Regions from separate parts of the Homo sapiens genome. Here region 1 is linked to region 2. The links are chromatin loops, found by intact Hi-C in ENCODE. Cell type or tissue: MCF 10A. All regions are shown on one strand. Links, peaks and the distances in the headings refer to the core of each region. The heading gives the core; the rest is flanking DNA.

The links. A loop is a pair of places that touch in the nucleus more often than their neighbours do. Peaks named below come from ENCODE experiments on the same cell type or tissue, not always from the same donor. Only the 100,000 strongest peaks of a DNase experiment are listed, where the experiment ranks them.
Region 1: it touches region 2 in a loop (8-fold over the local background); 3 of 110 quality-filtered maps call a loop at or near these places.

Annotation. Positions count from the first base shown.
Region 1 is chr1:232,633,745-232,639,487 of GRCh38, reverse strand. No RefSeq gene overlaps it. Among named protein-coding and RNA genes, the nearest start is that of SIPA1L2, 6.5 kb to the right of the region's middle. In MCF 10A, for the core only: a CTCF peak has its summit at 3,537 (motif pointing left); a DNase peak (open chromatin) is centred at 3,527.
Region 2 is chr1:232,866,469-232,872,211 of GRCh38, reverse strand. All of the region lies in intron 4 of LOC101927711 (a long non-coding RNA gene), which reads right to left. Among named protein-coding and RNA genes, the nearest start is that of MAP10, 64 kb to the right of the region's middle. In MCF 10A, for the core only: no CTCF peak of the experiment used is centred there; a DNase peak (open chromatin) is centred at 3,071.

The DNA of each region.
Region 1 (5,743 bases), core at 2,122-4,621, 230 kb after region 2:
AAGAAATTAGAATTCTCTAGAAGATTTCACATGATTTATACCTCTGGTATTGCAAATGACATAAAGATGAAGTACACAGCATAGTGAATTATAAAACATAAGGCTGACAATTTAAATAGTAAAAAATGAAAAACAAAAAAAACTTTTAAAAACTTAAAAAAAAGAAAAGAAAAAAGGAAAAAAAATACCTAAAAGGAAAATTCAACAAATGAAAAAGTGTGTTGCAGGGCTAGATTACGGGCAATTGCACACAGATAGTCCATAAGAGCTGGCCTAACATGATGCAACTGTCCTGTGATTAGGATTTGGGGGATTTTAGACTTTAGAGATTTTGATCTTTCGGGGTTTTGACATTCTGGATTACGGTGTTCAGGAATGTGTGTTTCGGGATTATGATCCAAACCTCCACAAGAAGATAGAGGGTTGACCTGGCCTAGTACAGGGATCAAGAAGGATCTTCCTGAGGGAGAGCCATTTGAGACCTGAAGGATGAAGAGGGGTTAGCAAGACAGAAGCAGGTAGAGAAGGAAACTCTTGGCACACGGGAAGTCTGTGTGGAGGCTGAGAGGTGAAATGTGTGGAGTGTAGAACTATGGGAACTGTTTGGTATTGCTGAAGAATAGGGAGCAAGGCAGGCGGCTGGAAAGGGCAGACAGGGCCAGGTTAAGGAATTTTTCTCTTGAGGGCAATGGGAAGCCTCTGAGGGTTTTAAAGCAAGGGAGGAAGGTGATCTGATTTGCATGTATGAAAGACCACAGTAGGGCAGATGAATTAGAGAAGAGCTGGACAGAAGGCAGGAAGACAGACAGAACATTTAGGAGGCTGTTGCTATTGTCCTGGCAAGACATGATGGTGCAGTAAGGATGTTAGGAGAAGTAGATACATGCTAGATATATTTAGGAGGTAGAGATAGAGGCCTGGTCATTGATTGCATTAAAGCATGAGGGAGAAGGAGGGGTTGAGGAGAAGCCCCAGCTTTTGGAAATGACAAATAAATGGGTGGTGATGCTATTACAGAAATGGGGATCACAGGAAATGGAGTCTGGAGAGTTACATTTTTTGATGTATTGGGTTGAGGTGTATTGAGATTGAGCTACCTTTGAGGCATCCAAGTAGACATGTTGACTGAGAAGAACAATTTCATAGTAGTCAGAGTTAATTTTTGCAATGTCAACATCTGATATATAATCTATATCTATTATAGTAGAGTTCATTTTTGCAGTGTTGACATCTGATACATATCTATATCTATATCTACATCTATCTATATCTATATCGATCTATCTGCATGCTTAGGTTCCTGGGAGCTGAATATACATTCCTAGGCTGTCCATATTGGTTCATGGGTCCCAGCACAAGGATTGTAATTGTAAACATTGGAAAAGATGAGATTTGTCAGGAAACAGGTGAAGGGTAGGAGAAATCCTGAGGTGCATCAGATGTGAAGGTGGTAGGAAGAGGAGTTTCAGAGGCAGGGAGGTGTCAGAGAGGAAGGAGGGGTTCCAGGAGAAGGTAGCACAATGGGGCAAAGGAAGGTGAATGTTCCATGAAGGAGAAAGTGTTCTGCAGTGGTCAATACTGCTGAGAGTTCCATCCAGGAAACTAAGGTTGGAGGCAGTCTATGGAATGTGTAAATGTTACGAAGGTGAGGAGAACTTTGATGTTATTCAGTATGCAATGGGAAGCCCAGAAGAATTGTGAACTGGAAATCTATGTGCTTAAAGGACTGTGTGTCCGGTGGTTTAGAACAGGGGTCCCCGGCCCCGGGTCTGTGGCCTGTTAGGAACCAAGTGGCACCGCAGGAGGTGAGTGGCTGGCTGGCTTCATCTGTATTCACAGCTGCTTCCCATCACTGGCATTACTGCCAGAGCTCTGCCTCCTGTCAGATCGGTGGCAGCATCATATTCTCATAGGAGCATGAGCCTTATTGTGAACTGCGCATGGGAGGGATCTAAGCTGTGCGTTAGAAGCCAGGGGGAAGAAAACGAAGAGCTTATTTAGGAGAGTTGTCCATACTCAAGGACAAAAACACCTAAGGAGGATGGCTACGCTGGTGTGAGAGATCGTTGGAGGAAACCAGAATCGTTCTTGTTGGATCACGGAAGGCAGAGAAAGAGAAGAATCCAAGAGAAAACTCTCTTGGTCTAGTATTTAGCAGAGTGACATCTGTATCACAAATGTCATGGCTAGCAAGGGTTGCCAGCCTTCGGGAAAATTTGATAGATTTGGCTTTAGGTCATTTAGTTGTAGGCAATAGTGTCACATGCTGATGGCCTTTGTTGTTGCTGTGTTTTGTAGGTGGATGAAAATGGTGTCTGCCGAAAGCTCTTAGGATGAAAATGGTGCCTGCCACAGGCTCTTTACTTAGGATGAAAATGGTGTCTGCCACAGGCTCTTTACTTAGGATGAAAATGGTGTCTGCCACAGGCTCTATACTTAGTCATTTGTTGCATTTCTGGAAATAAGTACAATTTCATAGTAGTCAGCGTTCATTTTTGCAATGTTGACACTTAATTTTACAATTTCTGGAAACACTGGAATTAGGAGAGCTAAGGTGTTTCAGTTTCCTTTTATGGTCCTTTTCTCCTTACTCCTACAATCTTAAAATAGAGTATGAGCTTGCTCTTTCCACATCAAAGCAGTTTCAAAGATTTAATTTTCAGATTTTGTGGGTAGGATTTACCTTTCTAACCCTTGGCCACTCTTCTCATGTTTCTCTCTGATTGCCTCCTCACACTGCTCCTTTGCTCCCCTTCCTTCCCATCTCTCTCCCTCAATTGCCTTCCCACTTAGGTCTCTCCCCAGGAAATCTCAAGTGCAGCTATTTCGCAGACAACCAGATGTTAGAACGAGGAAATGTGGCCTTGCTAATCCACCTGGGACCTGGAAAGCAGAAACTACATAGTCTTGATAGAGCATTTCAAATGTATCTCTATTTCTCCCTTATAACTCTTAATTTTTTAAAAACAAAAATCTGTCCCCTTATAGGATTTAAATATCATAAGCATTTTCCTGTCAGTGTTCTGACAGTTTTTCTTTATGAGACAGCAAACACATCCTCCAAAGTATTTAATACTGGGTGTCCAGTCCCTAGTTGTTAAATGAATAAATGAATGAACGAATGATGAAGGCAGGCAGAACAGTCTATCTGCTTTTTTTTATTTTCTCCATATTGCTTTCAACTTTTTCTAGATTATTTTTTCCCAGGGGGTGTGTTTTTCCATCAGCACTGCAGAAAGACCTGGAAGTAGTCACCAGGTTCTGTGAAATGTCTTACACATTGAGGCTGCTTAGAGTTTAATTAAGAACCTAAACTGTTCTTACATAAGACTGTTAAAATTAGGAAAGGAAGTGGTTTGCCAAATTATAGGCAGCCCTAGATACATAACCAATATTAAAAAGAAATCAAATGTAAAATGTAAATCTACATACATATATGTGTATGCTGTATATGCCTTTTCTGTACTGATTTCTTTAGATTTATTACTCGGCAGAGTATGTGTGGTGCTTTTGAGCATTACTATTGATAAACGCCATCTAGTGGTGTAGAATAGCAGATGCTCTATAGGTCAATTCAACTAACATGTCATTATTATTGTTATTTCATAAAAGTAGAACCAAAAACACTCGTTAAAGGATCCTGTCTGTCCCAAGTAGAAATAAAATTTGGAAGATCAAGACATAAACTTTAAATCTGCTATGGAAGAACAGAGAAAGATCAATACAGTACTTTCTCTCAGTGCAATCCATCCACCCACTCCCTATTCATTCATCAGATATCGATCAAGACCACGTCTTTTGCCAGGTTCTGTGTGAGGTGCTGGATATAAAGTTCCAGTCTCCTCCTTGAAGGACAGCAGCAAGTGGCAAACACTGATGACCTACTGTGTCTTCAGCTGTTTTCCTTCCTCCCTCCCTCTCTTCTTCCCTCCCTCTCTCCTTCTCTCCCTCTCCTTCCCTCCTCTTCTCCTTCCTTTCCTCTCTTTTCTTTTTCCTTCCCTCCCTTCTGTCCTCCCTCCCTCCTTCCTTCCTCCCTCCTTCCTCCCTCCCTCTCTCTCTCCCCCATCTCTTCCTCCTTTCCTCCTTCTTTCTTTCTTTTCTTTCCTTCCTTTCCTTCCTTCCCCTCTCCTTCCTTCCAAGTAAGGCAAGAGGCAGAAGACACCTCTCATAGTGATAAAGTTAGTACAAGTTGTTAACCTGTGGGTCTGAGACTAGAGAAAGTGAAAGAGATAACAAGGGGTATAAAATGTAAAATAGCTACGGCCAAGAGTTTGAATCATCAGAAAAGAAATAACCCACCTGTCTTAGAAGATTCTTGGAGATACATTAGATTGGACACATTGCAGCAAAGACAAACATTGGATTTTAAATTTCTGAAACATGCGATTAAGAACACAAGAAACTTTTCGCTTCTGAAGGATATTTGTCAGTGATCCTTAATCACGCAATCCAGGATTGGCCATTCCAGATCTCCATGTCACACATCTATACAACATTAAATTCAAGTTGGCATTTTAAATGTGTTGTCTTTGCAGTAATCTGAAAATTGCTTCCTCTGTGAAACTCCCAGCTAGGTAGTATTTTATTTCCTTGAGGATCGTCTCATTATTTATCTGTAATAATCCGCATCCCCCAGAGCAGAACTGAACACAGAGTAGGCCTCCGTAGATATCCACAGAACTGAGACTTTTATATTAGATGGGTTTCTTCTAAGGCTATTATGGACAGTATAGGGTACTTAGCACATCATTTATGTTGTCCTATTGGTTTTATGTTATTCTAGTGGTTTTCATTTTAAGATAAACATGTGCTTTGTTTTTTATCATGACTGGTAGTACACTAAAGCCAGTAACCCAGCTTTCTGAGCTGCAGCTGAACCATTTCTTTTAAAATTGCAGCAGAACTTTGTATTTCTTAATTTACCTCACAAGACCATATTCAAACATGTTTCTGTTGTAAGAGGTTTCCTTTAAAAAAAAAAAAAAAAGAAAGAAAAGAAAAGTTGAAGCAGCACCCATGTGCTTGTCTGTCTGTGAGGACTTCCCTTCTAAGAGGAAAACAGAACCTGACATGGATGAAGTGCCATGTAAGTGTTTGTTACACAAGTGAATAAGCCTGTGCTTGGCCAAAGGGCACCGCTGTTTCTCAAACATGCCTGACACAGGCAGCTCCTGTGTCTTCGCCCACAGTGCTTCCTCTTGCCAGGGGTAGAGTGCTCTCTTCTCTCCTTCTCGCCTGGCCAGTTTCACATCCTTGGTCAGGCCTTTGCTGGTTGGCCCAAGCCAGATGGCTGGCTCTCCTGCTCTCTCTGTGGGCGCCACTCATTGGTGATCACGAGCACCTGCTCTCAAGTTCTTCTCCTCATCATAAAATTCATATACTCTAATAAATATTGCCCTTTGGGTCCTTAGAGTCCAATATAATACCCTGAATGTAATATGCGTTCAACGCCTATTTGTTGCAAATTATACATCTTCATTTGACATAAAAGAAATACTTATTAAAAGATGGTTAGTAATAGAAAACGGAAGGAGGAAATAAGGATAGGAGTGTAAACCCTTATTTAACTTAGGTATTCAGGTTTATTACAGTGTACACATTTCATCTGTAGGTAGAATCTTGCTGCAGTGTGTCAAGAAAATAAAACTCCCGTTTTGCTAAATTCAAACGTAAATAGCTAGAAGTACCAGGCAAGGTCAGCCAAGAAGTGCAAAACCTTGGAACAGGGTAGACAGTTGGTATG
Region 2 (5,743 bases), core at 2,091-4,590:
TGCATGCGCATATACACCACACACACCCCCCAGACACGACACATATACACAAACAGCATACTCATACCATACAATACATATATCACATACAAACACAACACCCCCCCCCCCAGACGCACAAACAAAAACAATGCACACACACCACATGCATGGACTAAAACTACTGTCCACAGAGAGGAACTGCTTGCTCTCTTTCCAGGAAATGAGAGGTGACAGCGTGCTGGCAGTCCTCAGAGCCCTCACTTGCTCTTGGCACCTCCTCTGCCTGGGCTCCCACTTTGGCAGCATTTGAGAGCCCTTCAGCCCCCCCACTGCACTGTGGGAGCCCCTTTCTGGGCTGGCCAAGGCCGGAGCCCACTCCCTCAGCTTGCAGGGAGGTGTGGAGGGAGAGGCACGAGCGGGAACCGGGCTGCGTGCGGCGCTTGCGGGCCAGCTGGAGTTCCGGGTGGGCGTGGGCTTGGTGGGCCCCGCGCTCAGAGCAGCCAGCCAGCCCTGCTGGCCCCAGGCAATGGGGAACTTAGCACCCGGGCCAGTAGCTGCGGAGGGTGTACTGGGTCCCCCAGCAGTGCCAGCCCACCGGCACTGTGCTCGATTTCTCGCTGGGCCTTAGCTGCCTTCCCGCGGGGCAGGGCTCGGGACCTGAAGCCCGCCATGCCTGAGTCTCCCACTCACTCCATGGGCTCCTGTGTGGCCCGAGCCTCCCCGACGAGCACCACCCCCTGCTCCACGGCACCCAGTCCCATCGACCACCCAAGGGCTGAGGAACGCGAGCGCACGGCGCAGGACTGGCAGGCAGCTCCACCTGCAGCCCCGGTGCGGGATCCACTGGGTGAAGCCAGCTGGGCTCCTGACTCTGGTGAGGACGTGGAGAGTCTTTATATCTAGCTCAGGGATTGTAAATACACCAATCAGCACCCTGTGTTTAGCTCAAGGTTTGTGAATGCACCAATTGACACTCTGTATCTAGCTGCTCTGGTGGGGCCTTGGAGAACCTGTGTGTCGAAACTCTGTATCTAACTAATCTGATGGGGACATGGAGAATCTTCGTATCTAGCTCAGGGATTGTAAACACACCAATCAGCGCCCTGACAAAACAGGCCACTGGGCTCTACCAGTCAGCAGGATGTGGGTGGGGCCAGATAAGAGAATAAAAGCAGGCTGCCCGAGCCGGCATTGGCAACCCGCTCGGGTCCCCTTATACAATGTGGAAGCTTTGTTCTTTCGCTCTTTGCAATAAATCTTGCTACTGCTCGCTCTTTGGGTCCACGCTGCTTTTATGAGCTGTAACACTCACTGTGAAGATCTGCAGCTTCACTCCTGAGCCCAGTGAGACCACGAGCCCACCGGGAGGAACGAACAACTCCAGACACGCTGCCTTAAGAGCTGTAACACTCACCGCGAAGGTCTGCAGCTTCACTCCTGAGCCAGCGAGACCACGAAGCCACCAGAAGGAAGAAACTCCGAACACATCTGAACATCAGAAGGGACAGACTCCAGACGCGCCACCTTAAGAGCTGTTAACACTCACCGCGAGGGTCCGCGGCTTCATTCTTGAAGTCAGTGAGACCAAGAACCCACCAATTCCGGACACAGAAAGACATATGTCCTCTTTTAAGGCATTTCAATTGATTAAAATCCACCCAAGATAATCTCCCTAATTTAAAGTCAACTGATTAAGGACTTTATTTATATCTGTGAAGTCTCTTCACAGAAGCACCTAGGAGAAAGTGCGTGCATGCTACAGAATGCCTGCGTCTTCCCTTCCACCCTTTATGAGAGAGTATCTGGTATAGCCCACCCCTCTCACATACTGGGAAATTCTGGGGAATGTACCCTAGCCTAGCTGAATTGACAAACCACAAAGCCATCATAACAGCATAACACACACACACACACACACACACACACACACACACACACACCACAATGAAATAAGAAATAGCATAGGCAATGAGACAACCAAATAAATGGAGGCTAGAATAGATGAATATGTATGTGCACACATGTGCATTTGTGATCTAGTTTCCTCTGGCCCTTGATGGACCAGCGGTCCCCTCAGTCTGTGACTGAGATGAAGGACAGAAAGAAGTACTGCTGCTCTGGTCAGTCTCAAAAGACAAAAGATGCCCCCTGAATTCCAGCTTGACCATATGAGATCCTTGCTTCTAGGTAGCAGATGGTTGTCATTTTGTACAACAACAATCAATAAAATATATAGTCAACTATGTTGAAAATGTCCACAATGGTCCCACTGGGCATGGTCTGACCAACCAAGCATGAATTTTTTAAGAAAACTGAGTCTCTTTTTGGTTAGAGCATGTTCACTTTGGGCCAGGGGCAGTGGCTCATGCCTGTAATCCCAGCACTTTGGGAGGCCGAGGCGGGTGGATCACGAGGTCAGGAGTTCAAGACCAGCCTGGCCAAGATGGTGAAACCCCATCTCTACTAAAAATACCAAAATTAGCCAGGCATGATGGCAGGTGCCTATAATCCCAGCTACTCAGGAGGCTGAGGCAGAGAATTGCTTGAACCCGGGAGGCGGAGATTGCAGTAAGCCGAGATTGCACCACAGCACTCCAGCCTGGGCAACAGAGAGAGACTCTGTCTCAAAAAAAAGAAGAAAAAGAGCATGTTCACCTTGATTTTTCTGTCAGGCCAGGATTGGACTGTTTTTCTTCTGTTAATAGGACTCTGCTGTTGATACCAAGCGTTGTTGAAACTCAGCTCATGCTGAAACTCACATCTAAAGACCAACACTGGCTTTCAGGTATTTCATAGAGCATGGCTCCTATTGTGTGATTGAACACCACTGCATTCTTTGAATGAGTAATTCTATCAGGTCATGGATCTCAAATAAAACAGCCAAAAAAGGTGGGGGGTAGAGGAAAGAAACCATGGCTTCTTGGGATAATTATTTCTTTGCACGCATTGAGTATTCTTAGTGAGAAAGTGTGGTGGTCATTACTGCTATGCCTACTCTCGAGTTTTTGAAGCTCACCCTAACCTAATTAAGTGTCTGTTTGCCCTTAGGCCCGGCATGTTCACTAGATGAGGCAACAGCTGCAACACTGCCAGAAACCACGGGAAGGGCGAAATATTTGCTGGTTGCTGCTATTTGAAGCCTTGCCAGAATCAACAATGATGGTCTTAGGCATTATCAGCTCATTTTAAAAATGTATCCTGACAGATGCTGGTATGCTCCTCCTGAGAGGCACACATCAGTTCTCATGGCCCCCAAAGCAGTGGGATGGGGTTGTTCAAAAGTTCAAGTGGGAGAAGGTGTTGGAAACTGATCTATTCCAACTCAGTTAAACAGGGAAGTGTGGAGAGGTTGCATGTTTGGTCTTATTTGGGTAAAGTAGACAAAGCAATGCCCTCGGCCTTCAGTGTACACAGGTGACACCTGTAAGAATTCATTTAAATGCAGGTTTCTAGGGCACACCCAGAGATTTTGACTTAAGTTTTGGGGGACATAGGAACATACTTTTTTGTTTTTTTGAGACGGGGTCTCACTCTGTTGCCAACATCTGCCTTCCGGGTTCAAGTGATTCTCCTGCCTCAGCCTCCTGAGTAGCTAGGACTACAGGCGTGCGCCAGCTAATTTTTGTATTTTTAGTAGAGACGGGGTTTCTCCATGTTGTCCAGCATGGTCTCGATCTCTTGACCTCAGGATCCGCCTGCCTTGGCCTCCCAAAGTGCTGGGATTACAGGCGTGAGCCACTGCGCCCAGCCAGAATATACATTTTTATAAGTGTTTTACAATGTGATTCCAATGAAGGTGGTTTTAAGAGGCACTAGTGTAAAGAAGAGAGTTTAGAATCTTGAACAGAATCTCAAAAAGCTGTTTTAATTTTATATATAGTTTTAAAATTTAGCAAGAGGGGGCAGAACCCATTGAAGCAAGCTATAAAATCTCATTGAAAGGCACAAAACCAGAGCCAAAATGAACTGGGAAGTTTACCTCGTGCCCAATGGGAGAACTTACCATTGAAAAACAATCTCCCTTAATGAATTTGTATTTTGAAGGTAATCTCAATCGGAATGCCAATGCATTTGGTGTTTTCTGGAACTAGTTTGGAGGGGTGGGGAACATGCCTTACCAGATAAAACTATAATAACCCTAATCAAAATAGTAAGGGGTTGACAAAGAAATGGATGATTAGATCAATGAACTAGAACAGAAAGACAAGAAAGAATACCAAGAATATATAATCAATGTGACATTATTTGCAGTGAGAAAAAAGATGTTTAATTGTTTATCTGTCAGGAATAAAATACAGTAGATTTCAATTTCACTCCATGTGCAAAAACAAACCTAAGATAAATGAAAGATCTAAATGCAGCAATTGACCAATAAAAGTATCAGAAAATGTAGGCAAATATTTGTATAACCCTGGGATGAGTAAAACATTCTTACACATGACAGGAAATTCAAGATTTATAAAGAAAATATAGGACATATATAACTATATGAATTTAAAATATTCTGTATAATGAAAGATATCATAGATAATGCCAGAAATCAAATAGTAGGAAAAATTATTGAACACACATATGGCAACCAAACAGTTAATATTCTTCATAGTCAAAGCCTTCTAAATATTGATGCAAAAAGGACAAATAATGCAATAAAAAATTGGCAAACTTTAAAAAACTACTAGGTAAAATTTAAAATTTGTAATAATGTCTGTCACTGTTAAGGTTGTAGAAAAAATTAGTACCTGCTTACGTTGGTGAAGGAGGTACAAACTTTGGCTTCTTGGCAGTATTTGTGTATGTTATAGAAATAACAGTGCCAAAAGACAAAAGGAAAAGAGCTAGATGCTTATTGCAACTTTATATATTGAGTTTCAAGAAAGAAAGAGGGAATAGGGGGACAGGGAAGAAAGTGAGAACTACAAATAAAATCTTAAGCCGCTCAACCAACTGGACAGACCCTCTCTTGGCCAAGGGGACCCCGGAAAAATCTTAAAAACATGATGGGGTGGGAGGTCAGGCAGGCCTCATTAAGCACCTTTCCTTTTGCAGTTTAGCCACAACAGCCCAGAATTAATGTTAACATAGAGATCATAGGACTGACAGAATGAACTCTCTGTGGCATACCTTCCTGTCTCGCCTTTCCGCCTTCACAGTGCTTGCTCATGGCCTCTACCGGAGGCTACACCTCCCAGCCTGTCAGGACCCTGCAGGCTCTAAGCCTTTATAAAAAATAAAGCCTCCTTTCTAAATGTATACATTGTGTGATTTTTCAGTTGACAGAAGGAATGAAAAAAGGAGGGAAGGTAAAGTGTACATACACACACACACAAGGAAAGAAAAAGAAAAAGAAACAACCGGAATATTCCTCAAGAAGAAAATGGTTAATTATGTTACATCCAAATAATGGCTGTTGTTCAGCTTCTGAAAATAGATCTGTATACATTAACCAAGAGGAAAATCCATGATATATGTTTAGTGAAAAAAGAACACTTCCATATTGTGCATGTGGAATACGTTACACTTTGGGCAAAAGAGGCAGAAAAAGAGAGAGAGAGGGAGGGAGGGAAAGAGACAGGAACAGAGGGAGATTTATAGACATACCATTGTGAAAGGATGAAATTGAAGGGAAACAGGTGAGATTAATAACCTTTTACTTGATTAACTTTAGATGACAGGCCCCATGTATTAAGATACTTTTGTCAAATTATAACATGGTTAAACAAGGCTGACCAGGATGGAGAGGGGCCTGGAAGCCATGGTGCCT